2 separate regions of the Homo sapiens genome follow, and region 1 is linked to region 2. The links are chromatin contacts, found by Hi-C or POLR2A ChIA-PET in ENCODE. All regions are on one chromosome and are shown on one strand. Each heading gives the region's core, a stretch centred on a gene start or an enhancer-like site at or near the end of the contact. The rest is flanking DNA. Distances are from core to core; before and after follow the strand shown. Region 1 has its middle 23 kb from the start of LINC01940. Region 2 overlaps TWIST2 (twist family bHLH transcription factor 2).

What was found. Hi-C counts contacts between places; a loop is a spot of excess contacts on that map. ChIA-PET counts read pairs that join two places held with the same protein, here RNA polymerase II (POLR2A). Pooled maps may share reads with other maps.
Region 1: a loop to region 2 is called in a map of PC-3, with 4 times the contacts of the local background. The contact joins two enhancer-like sites. A Hi-C loop is called at or near these places in 2 of 168 maps with a recorded cell type or tissue (MCF 10A and PC-3) and 5 of 50 pooled maps. POLR2A ChIA-PET finds 5 or more read pairs at or near these places in 3 of 52 experiments (AG04449, BJ and PC-9).

What each region holds. Positions count from the first base shown.
Region 1 is chr2:238,947,127-238,951,967 of GRCh38, reverse strand. No RefSeq gene overlaps it. Among named protein-coding and RNA genes, the nearest start is that of LINC01940, 23 kb to the right of the region's middle. Within about 2 kb of position 3,432, at least 6 of the 41 ENCODE cell types and tissues checked have a DNase peak (open chromatin) inside an H3K27ac peak, as active enhancers do; they include PC-3, where a contact is called at or near this core.
Region 2 is chr2:238,862,037-238,866,826 of GRCh38, reverse strand. All of the region lies in intron 1 of TWIST2 (twist family bHLH transcription factor 2), which reads right to left. Among named protein-coding and RNA genes, the nearest start is that of TWIST2, 16 kb to the right of the region's middle. RefSeq lists enhancers at 1,438-2,055, 2,325-2,619. Within about 2 kb of position 2,471, at least 20 of the 41 ENCODE cell types and tissues checked have a DNase peak (open chromatin) inside an H3K27ac peak, as active enhancers do; they include PC-3, where a contact is called at or near this core.

The DNA.
Region 1 (4,841 bases), core at 2,183-4,682, 84 kb before region 2:
GAGAGCAAATAGAAACTCAATTTTTGTGACAAATTTTAACACAGATCTTCTGACCATGCGGGCAGATCAGGAGTAAGAAAGGGTGCACTTATTTCCAGAGATATGTTGGTCGGGTCGAGGAAAGCCATGTGAGGCAGTGGTTCAGCACGTGGGCATTTAAAACCAGATAGAAGGCCTGGTTTTAAATCCACTTTTGCCCTTGATTTTGAGTGTGTCACTGGACAAGTTTCTTAACCTAAGTCTCCGTCCAAGGTGTTAAGTTCATGGAGTTAACTGAGAAGATCCGTAAGAACAGCCCTATTGAATAGCAGCTTCAGAAAGGCAAAGAATATCACCCTTGTGATTCACTGCTGCATGCCTGGCACAACGCAGGTGCTCAAATGTTGTCTTGAACAAATGGGTGCGAACATCATCTTCCTGGCACCAAATAAACCTTCAATAAATTATACTCAGCATTATGCTTGATTAGCAGATATTTAACTTCGTCTCTAAATTTTCTTTTTAAGCATTCATAGAATGCTTACCAAAAAAATTCCCATACCACGGGAAAAGAAGCTTTAATTAAGTCCAAAAGATAGACTTTATAGCAACATATTTCACCATAACTCATTAAAACAAAAAATCAGCAGTAAAGGAACAATCAAGAAGAAAATTCACACAGCCTTGGTAATTGTGAAAGTGCTCTCCAATGATGTTTAAGAAGTTTCACAGGGTCTGGTCTCTTATTTGTCAATTCTTATTTTTAATGTGTATCTTTATTTCCTATTATTTGAGCAAATGGTTTTCTTGTCATTTTAATCTCTGTTCTCTTGCTCATTTGAGATGCTTTATCAGGTTTGTTCTTCCCTCTCAGGATTTAAGTTTCTTTTCCTGCATTCATTCACTCAGCAAACACTGATGGAGCCTCCCTGCCCTGCCCAGTTCACAGAGCTTTGCTTGTGATCTTTGTTGTCCAGGGAGGAATTTAGATGGTGTCCTCGCCCTTTCTTTCTGGGGCTGCCTTCATTCTGCAGGGGCGGGTCCCGCTGTGTGCAAGCTCCACCATCTACGCCAGAGCAAGGGCTGGCGGCAGAGCCCTGGCCTGGCATCTGGGAGGTGAGATCTTGCCTGCTCCCAAGCTGGGGACTTTGGTCTCCCCAGCAGTCATGGAGAGGCTGAGATTCTTCTGCAAAGGAAGCTGTCCCTCCAGGTGCCCGCCTCACAGCCCTTCCTAAAGTCACGTGACGCACCAGGAGGGAAAAGCCCAGCTCCTTTGCTCAACCCAGCAGGGTCCAGGCTTCGGTGGTCCCTTGATGGACCGGAGGAGGATGGAAGCTCTACATCGGGCAGCTGGGGGCCTCCCAGGGTGAGCAGCCAGTGGGGTGAGTGGGAGCTGCTCCTCCGTCCTCCGGCTCAGTATGCCGCCTGCAGTGTGCGCAGCTCGGGATGACGGCTCAGCACATTTCTGTTGATGGCAGAATCAGCATCTGTCCCATACTTTAGTAATTGGCTCTTCTACCAAGTTTTAGTGTGGTTGGCCAGTTTTTGTGTTTTGGTAAATTTTCATCAATGTTTTAACTGTAAGCAGGAGGCAGCTCAATCTGGAGCTGTAGGCTCTCCTGAAGGTTAACCCTGGGCCTTGCCCCTGTCTCAGATGGACTAACTGAGGGCCAGAGAGGTTAATAAACTTGTCCAAAGCCGGAGCTGTTCGCCAGAGAAAGCCCACTCAGGATCCAGGTTTCTGCGTCCGAGGCCAGCGGGCTTCCCAGGAAGTCATTTTGCTCCAGCAGCCCTGAAGTTCAAAGACAGCCCCATGGGGGGTTTATCAGGGGCCCCCTTCCAGGGTTCAAGGGGTGTCAGTGAGGGCATCTGCTTACATGGTGGCCTCAGGGACCAAGGGCATACCAAGCCTGCAATGCCTGAGGAAAGGAGTCCCCTCTGCTCTTCCAGGCAGTGGGCATGTGGGGCCCACGGGACCAAGGCAGATTCTGAAACGTTGGTCTTGGACACAGGCCAGAAGGACAGTTGGCAACCTGCAGCATGTGGTTATTAAGATCCCATCTTGCAGCACCCCCAGACAGATAGTGCGCCCCAGTTGCTCCAGTAAAGAGATCTTCACAACCCAGGCGTTCAACTGCATCCCAAAGGCCACCACTTCCAGCGAACCTTCCAGGGGCCCAACTGATGCCTGCAGACACCAGACCTGGACATGCCAGGAGGAGATGTCATGCTTAGGGTCTTTGGGAGCTTCAGGAGCCAAAGAATCCAGTATAGTTACCCTGGTGAGAATTTAGGACTGGGTTTGGTTTTGAATTTTTTCTTTTTAAGGAAGACACTTTTTTATTGTATTGTTTGAACATTGAGTCAGCTGGGAACAAAGGAATGCAAGTTTGTCCTAAACAGGACTGTCTTCCGGCAGGAAAAGCACCCAGGAAAAGTGGCCACAGGGTTTTAGCTGCGGGGATGATCTTAGAGGAAAGAAACACAGTGAGCTATGCTGGTGCACAGCCAGGCTGGATGCAGAGTGGAGCCGTCCCTGCCAGGAAACCACCTGGGAGACAGTGCTCCCTCACCCTGCAGGTGGCTTCCAGGGGGAGAATCTGCCCCCTTCAGAATGGCATGAGGATGGAATCCTGCATAGCACCAACAGTGACCAGCCTCAGGCATGGGTGCAGGGGTGAGCTAGCCTCATCCACAGCTTCCACAGTGAACTAGCTTTATCCACACACAATGATGACCTACCCTCAACCAAAGCTCCAGGGGTGAGCTAGCCTCATCTACACGCAATGGTGAACTAGCCTCATCCATAGCTTCCACAGTGAGCTAGCCTCATCTGTAGCTCCAACAGTGGGCTAGCCTCATCCGTACATTGATGGTGAGCTAGCCTCATCCACAGCACCAGCACCAACAGTGAGCTAGCCTCATCAGTGGCTCCAACGGTGACTAGCTTCATCCACAGCTCCAGAAGTAAGCTAGCCTTATCCACACACTGAGGGTGAGCTAGCCTCATTTGCACATCAATGGTGAGCTAGCCTCAGCCACAGCACCAATGATGAGCTAATCTAATGTCGTGCAAGTGTTCAGTCCAGACATTCTGATCCCTCCTCAGGGATGACAAATGGAATACTGCACACAACTTACAATGAAAAATCACCCAATTTTTAAAACTCAACAAATTTTTAAAGTGCTTTTACTGGCCACATACAGAAAGAAACAGTTTCACAGCAAACCTTGCTCCAGACTGCTGTGGTAAAGGATGGAGAGGTGGGGACAGGAGTGGAGGAGGGAGTGGGATGGCCATAGGAGGGGAGGGGAAGCTGGGTCCAGCAGCCCAGGATGTGGTCATGGTGTGACTGGTGCTGAGTAACTGGGAGGACTCAAGAGTGACGATGCCTGGACATCCTTCTATCTCTGACTCATGTTGGGAAGGTCTTTCAAACTCTTTTCATCTTGCAGAGAGGCAGAGCATTCTGGAGACCAACACTTCCTGGGCGGCGCTCAGAGTGGGTGACTCTGCAGAGAGCACCTGCCAGGTGTGATCTCGGACTCAGAGTTCAATCTGCATTTAGCTGACAATGAACTGCAAACTCTGAAAATGTTCACAGCCATGGAGAATAATCTAGAAATCCTCAGTCCATTGGGAAACAGTGTGGGTCAGGGAGTGTAACCAACAGCTGGAGGTGAAGCTGGGACCAGTCAGTGAGGTTAACCACACCAGGGAAGAGGAAGAGAAACCAGTCAGGGCCAAAACGGAGCTTTCATCGATGTCTGAGGGGGCCTTGTCCATCCTGTTTGTGGATTTGGTTGTGTGTGCCTGGGTATTAATTTCTTAGGGCCACTGTAACTGCAAACTGGGTGGCGTAAAATGACAGAAACTCACTATCTCACAGCTCTGGAGAACAGAAGTCCAAAACTAAGCTGTGGGCTGGGCCGTGCTCCCTTGGAAGGCTTGGGGAGGCTCCTTCCTGCCTCTCCCAGCTTTGGGTGGCTCCGCCCCTCCTTGGCTGGTGGCTGCAGCACTCCAATCTCTGCCTTCTGCTCTGTCTTCACACGGCCTTCCCTCTGTGTCTCTGTGTCCTCTTCTCCTCTTATAAGGACAACAGTGATGAGATTTGAGGCCTACCCCGCATGCAGATAATCTGATCTCAAGATTATCACCTTAATTACATCTGTAAAGACCTTATTCCTAAATAAAGTTGCCCTCTGAGTTCTGAGTGGACATGAATTTGCAGGGCAGGCTACTCTTCAACCCACTATGGTAAGTACCTAATTTGCTGCATATCTATTTTACCTGTATTAGTACTGATGGCAGTGGCTGTGCCACGCGGCCTGCCGCTGCCATCACATCAGCTGCAACAGGGAGGTGCAGCTGGGGTTGCACATTCTGTGGAACCAGCGGGAGCTGGAGACAAGTGAGAGCCCCACCTCTTCCAAGTTGGGATGGGAGCTCCCCAGGTGCTGCTGCAAACTCTGCCCTAAGCACGGCTGCCCAAAGCTGCAGACCCGGGCCTCCCGCTCCACTGAGCAGGCAGGGGCTCTGCCCTCCTGAGAGGGGGCTGCAGCCACCCAAATTGTGGCTGCAGACCTGGGCCTCCCGCTCCACTGAGCAGGCAGGGGCCCTGTGCTCCTGAGGGGGGGCTGCAGCCACCCAAATTGTGGCTGCAGACTTGGGCCTCCTGCTCCACTGAGTAGGCAGGGGCTCTGCCCTCCTGAGAGGGGGCTGCAGCCGCCCAAATTGTGGCTGCAGATCTGGGCATCCCGCTCTGCAGAGCAGGCAGGAGCCCCGCCCCTGCCCCAGGCACAGCTGTAGCCACCCAAACTGGGGCTGCAGACCTAGGCATCCCTGCACTCTTGGGGGGGCC
Region 2 (4,790 bases), core at 1,222-3,721:
GGGATATACGAGGCCTCAGGAGTCACCACAAATGCCAGCAGGGTGGTTAGAGGCTCCCCAAGGAGGGGACACTGGAGGTAGTCCTGTCGGGCACAAGGGAGATTCCAGTCAAGGGAGAGCAGCGTGAAGGCATGGAACATGAAGGCGCCGTGCTTTTCTTTTTTTTTTCCATGGTGGAGTCTCGCTCTGTCACCCAGGCTGGAGTACAGTGGCGCGATCTCAGCTCACTGCAACCTCCGCCTCCCGGGTTCAAGCAATTCTCCTGCCACAGCCTCCCAGGTAGCTGGGATTACAGGCACACACCACCATGCCCAGCTAATTTTTCTATTTTTGGCAGAGACGGGGTTTCACCATGTTGGCCAGGCTGGTCTCGAATTCCTGACCTCGTGATCTGCCTGCCTCAGCCTCCCAAAGTGCCAGGATTACAGGTGTGAGCCACTGTGCCTGGCCGAAGGTGCCATGCTTTAAGAACAAGCATGTGGGTTTGCTCATCTCCTCACCCCTGTTCTTACTGGCAACTGCTCCAAGTGCTGGGTACAGGGTGAAAAGGACAGACATGCTCCTGGCCTGGGGAGCTCGCCATGGAGGGTGCCCAGGGCTCAGAGGCAGCTCACAGAAGAGCAGGCAGGGCCCGTGCCATGGGGAACCTGGGCGGTGCCTGGCAGGCCTGGCCATCCTGCTGGCAGCAGGTGAAATGGGGGTAAAGGAACCTACATTCAGTGGGTCCCAGTAACACCAGATGCAGTGTGGGGTGCATCGTCCATGCTATTCCATTAACAGGTTAAGCGACGGAGTCAGATCAGTGACTGGGAAAGGTACCCCAGGCTAACCACACAAAGAAGGGCCTGAAGAGGGGACAGCAGATCCCGGGAGATGGGACCAGGAAGAAGGGCCGATCCGACCCCGGCGGGGCACTGTACGGTGGAGTGACTGGAAAGGGTTCATCACAGCGAATGGCATTTCCACCACACAAGGTGACATCGCACAGACTGTGGGGATTGCTTCCTACCTACACAGAGCATCTAAATTGGTGTATTCACTGGCACCACGTATAAAAAGGGACCTCTGAGCAGTGGTAGTGAGGGTTCTCTGGGTTAGGGGATGCCTGTCTAATGCCACAGCAAAAAAAAAAAAAAGTTCCAAAAGACCAGATGGCACAGCTGGCCCTGGCCCTGCAAATTCAAAGACTCAACCTGCAGGCATGTGGCTGGGCCACCCAAAGCCAGGAGACGCCAGGTGGGTGACGTGAGTAGGGCAGGGGTTTGATCTGCTCACTTCTGGACCCAGAGGCTTCTGTGCCCAGGCTGAAGCTACCCGATCTCCCGCAGGGAATCCTGACACGAGCGCCTCAGGCCTTGCTCCCAACACAGGAGCACCTGAGAGCAGACTGCAGGGGTGTAGGAACGCCAACAGGTGCCCGGCTGGATCCAGGCCCCCCTCACTCTCCGGGGTACTCCCTGCTGCATGGGGAGGTCCCTGTGCGCCGTCGTTTAAAGCAGAGAGCCCTGACATAATGACCCGACTCAGTAGGATGGGGCCATACTTGGCATGGAGGGAAAAATCTCATTTTTTAGATAATTGGACTGGCTGGGTTTGCTTCCTGGCTCTGCCCACAGCTCTGTCTATGCTCTCAGCTGAGGAGTTACGTAGGTCCCTCAGTTTCCCCTGCTGTGAAATGGGGGTGAAAGCACCCAGCTCACTGGACCATTCTGAGGATGAAAATAATTTTGCTTGCCCAGTGCTTGCATGCTTGCTGGGTGGACTTTCAACGAGTGGAGTGACCCCGTGTGGCTTTGCCATCGTTTCTCAAACCCTTTATGTCAGTTTGCAGGGGGAGAGAAGAGGCCCCTCGGGTGGCCAGGCCCACCGAGCCTGGCAGTAGATGCATCCTCCAGGTCCTCCCGGCAGGCCTTCCGGAGCTCTCTGCTCCTGGCGGATCTCCAGGCCTGGCCTGGCCACACACCCTGCACTCTGGACCTTCCAGGGGTCCCTAAGGAGAGGAAAACCCCTCACAGATGCTCAGAGAAGGGGACAGCCCCACAGGTGTTTCCCAGGGTAGGGTGCAGGCCTGGTGGGTGCCTATACCAAGTGGACCCCGCGGCAGGGTGGACCCCAGGGCAGTGTCCCCACAGAGCAAGCCACGGCCCCGCACCCTCCCACCTCCTCTTCTCCCGCACCTCGGAGGGTACCAGCCTCTGGGCCCCTGTCCTGCTGGTCTTGGCCGGGCCGGGTGGGCTGCCTGGTGCCCTTAGTTCTCCCCTCCCCAGGCTGACCTGGCCTGGGGGCCGGGTGGGGCGCGCCTTGGAACTGGGAGCCGCCTCCAACCCTGCACTCTGCTCCAGGCCTGGCCCATTCAAACCTTCCTGCTCTGTTTATTTGCACAGCCAGAGGACAAAAAGCCACGGCTCTGAGTCACTCCTGCTCCCAGTCGGCTCTGATTCATGCAGGAGGCCCGCGGAGGGGACTAACCCTGGCAGTTAACCTCTTGGTTTCTTTATGTCTCTACAGCAGTGAGCATCTGTGTCTTCGAACTGAGGATCAGGCCCCGATCGCCGCTCACAGTCGCGTGCTTGGGGTGTAATGTGGAGAAGAGAGGATACCACGGCACAGCCCGAGAGGTCCCCCCTCACCTCCAGCCCCTTCCCCCCATGCTGATGGAAACTTACAAATATTTCAGTCATCTCTCCGAAAAGGATTTGGTCATCTGGCAAAGGTGGTCCCAGAATTTGCCAGAAATATGCGTCAAATGTAGCCCAGGGTGTAAAGGAAGACAGGCTTAACGAAAATTAGATTATGGCGAAGAATCTGAAAGGAAATGAGAGATTCTGTGCCTGGTTGGTCTCCAGCCTCTGGGGAGGTGCCGCCTGGTGCTTCCTCCCTGTAGGTTCTGGAGAAGCTGGCACACAGGGATGCCCCCAGGATAGGGGGTAGACCTACTCTACGGCCGACCTCTCCTCAGTCCCACACATTTGTCATTCATCATACAAGGCCAGGGGGACACGTGGTTTTCATTTTTGATCCTGGTAAAAAGTGAATAAAACGTCTCTAGTAGCTAAGAAAGGGCTTTTTCTAGCTCCACTGAGTGAGTCGGGGTCAAAGCACCTCTTCTCAATTTGGGTTCGGGGAACAGCTAAGGGGTTCATTGAGGTTTTTTCCCACTTGCTTCCCCAAAGCTGAAGTGGTTTATGGTTAACAACAGATATCCCCAACTACGTAGAGAGGAGTGAAAAAAAGGCAGAAGAAATGAGGATGCTAACACTAACAGTGTGAGGATGAGCGCCAGTCCCATCATGAAGCGCCATTTGGGAACTGCCCAGCGGGTAAAGGCCAGCCAGGAGAGCTGAAACCGCACAGCCCTCACTGCCAAAGGACGTCGCCAGCTCCATCAGGGAGCCGCGCTGGTACATTCCGGGTGCATCCTTCTGAATTATCCTAACACGAAAGGCCTCTTCTGAAAATGATGGACGGGCATCTTTAATGTAGATTGCAGAAGATACAAAAATATATTCTGAAGGCCACTCTTTTGTATTACTTCAGCAAGTACCTAAGTCCTAACACCGAGTGGGGGTTGCGGTGAGGGCATTCCTATGTGGATGGCAGCTGTATTTTCACTGCACCACCTTATGATGGGACTGGGAGTAGTTGCCCTTCTCTGGAGGGAGGGTCGGTCAGCATGTGCCTGCCACACTATCTTTACAAAGCACTGGGCACCTCTGGATTTGTGTTCTCAAATTGCAGAAGTAATACAGGGCATCTGTAGAAAATCTAGAAATTAAAAAAAAAAAAACATAAGAAGGAAAGGAAGCTCTTTCATCAACTTTTGGTCCAGAGACATTCATTCTTGCCACTGTCTCTCCAGACAAACACACCCGTGCATGCACACACACACTTTGATCTTCCAACCTGAGATCGTATGAACTGCTCCATCCTACAATCATGGCCGTCACTTTATTAAACATCCACTTACAACACACATTTGCTGACTGCATAGTGTTCCAGCATATGGACCAAGCAGAGTTTATCCCACCTATTTCCCAGGACATTTTAATTTTGTCGCCAATATTAATGAAGCTGATATGAATTTCTTTGTTGCTCGGCAGCTCTGCCATTATTCACTTAAGATAATTCCTAGAAGTGGAATTGTTCATGCAAAGGGTATTTCCAGTCCTAGATCTTTTCTTACCTACCATCAAAATTCCTTTAGAAAGCTTGTGCAGCTTTTCTTCCCTCTGGCAAATAGGATGGCCTGGTTCCCCCACCTTCCTCAATACTGGGGTTTATAATTATGTATTTTTTCCAATTTAATAAAAAATAATATCCTTCTGTTTTATTTCTAATTCCTTAGATTATTGTTGAAGTTCAACACTTCACGCGTTTATTGACCAACTGAATTTCTCCTTTTATGAATTCATATTTTTTGCCCATATGGGGTAATTGTCTTTTTAAATTTTTTAAAGGCCCTTTTTCTAGTAAGAACATTAACCCATTGCAAAACAGATTGTAAATATTTTCTTCCTGGTTCTTCTAAAATTTTTGATTGTCATAGTTTTTTGGTATATAAAAGTTTACAATTTTAATTTAGTGAGTTATTATTTTGCTATTTTATTTATGATTGCTGGACTTGGAATGGTCAGCTTTTGGAAGCAGATGGTCGGAAAGGCCTGCATTAGTAAACACCACTTCAGCTCACTGGATGTTCACCACTGCCACCTGTAAGACACTGGCCTGATGTCCCGCTGTGTTCCGTCCACGTGTGGTTGTGGTGTTCCGTCCACAGCTGTGACTGTCCC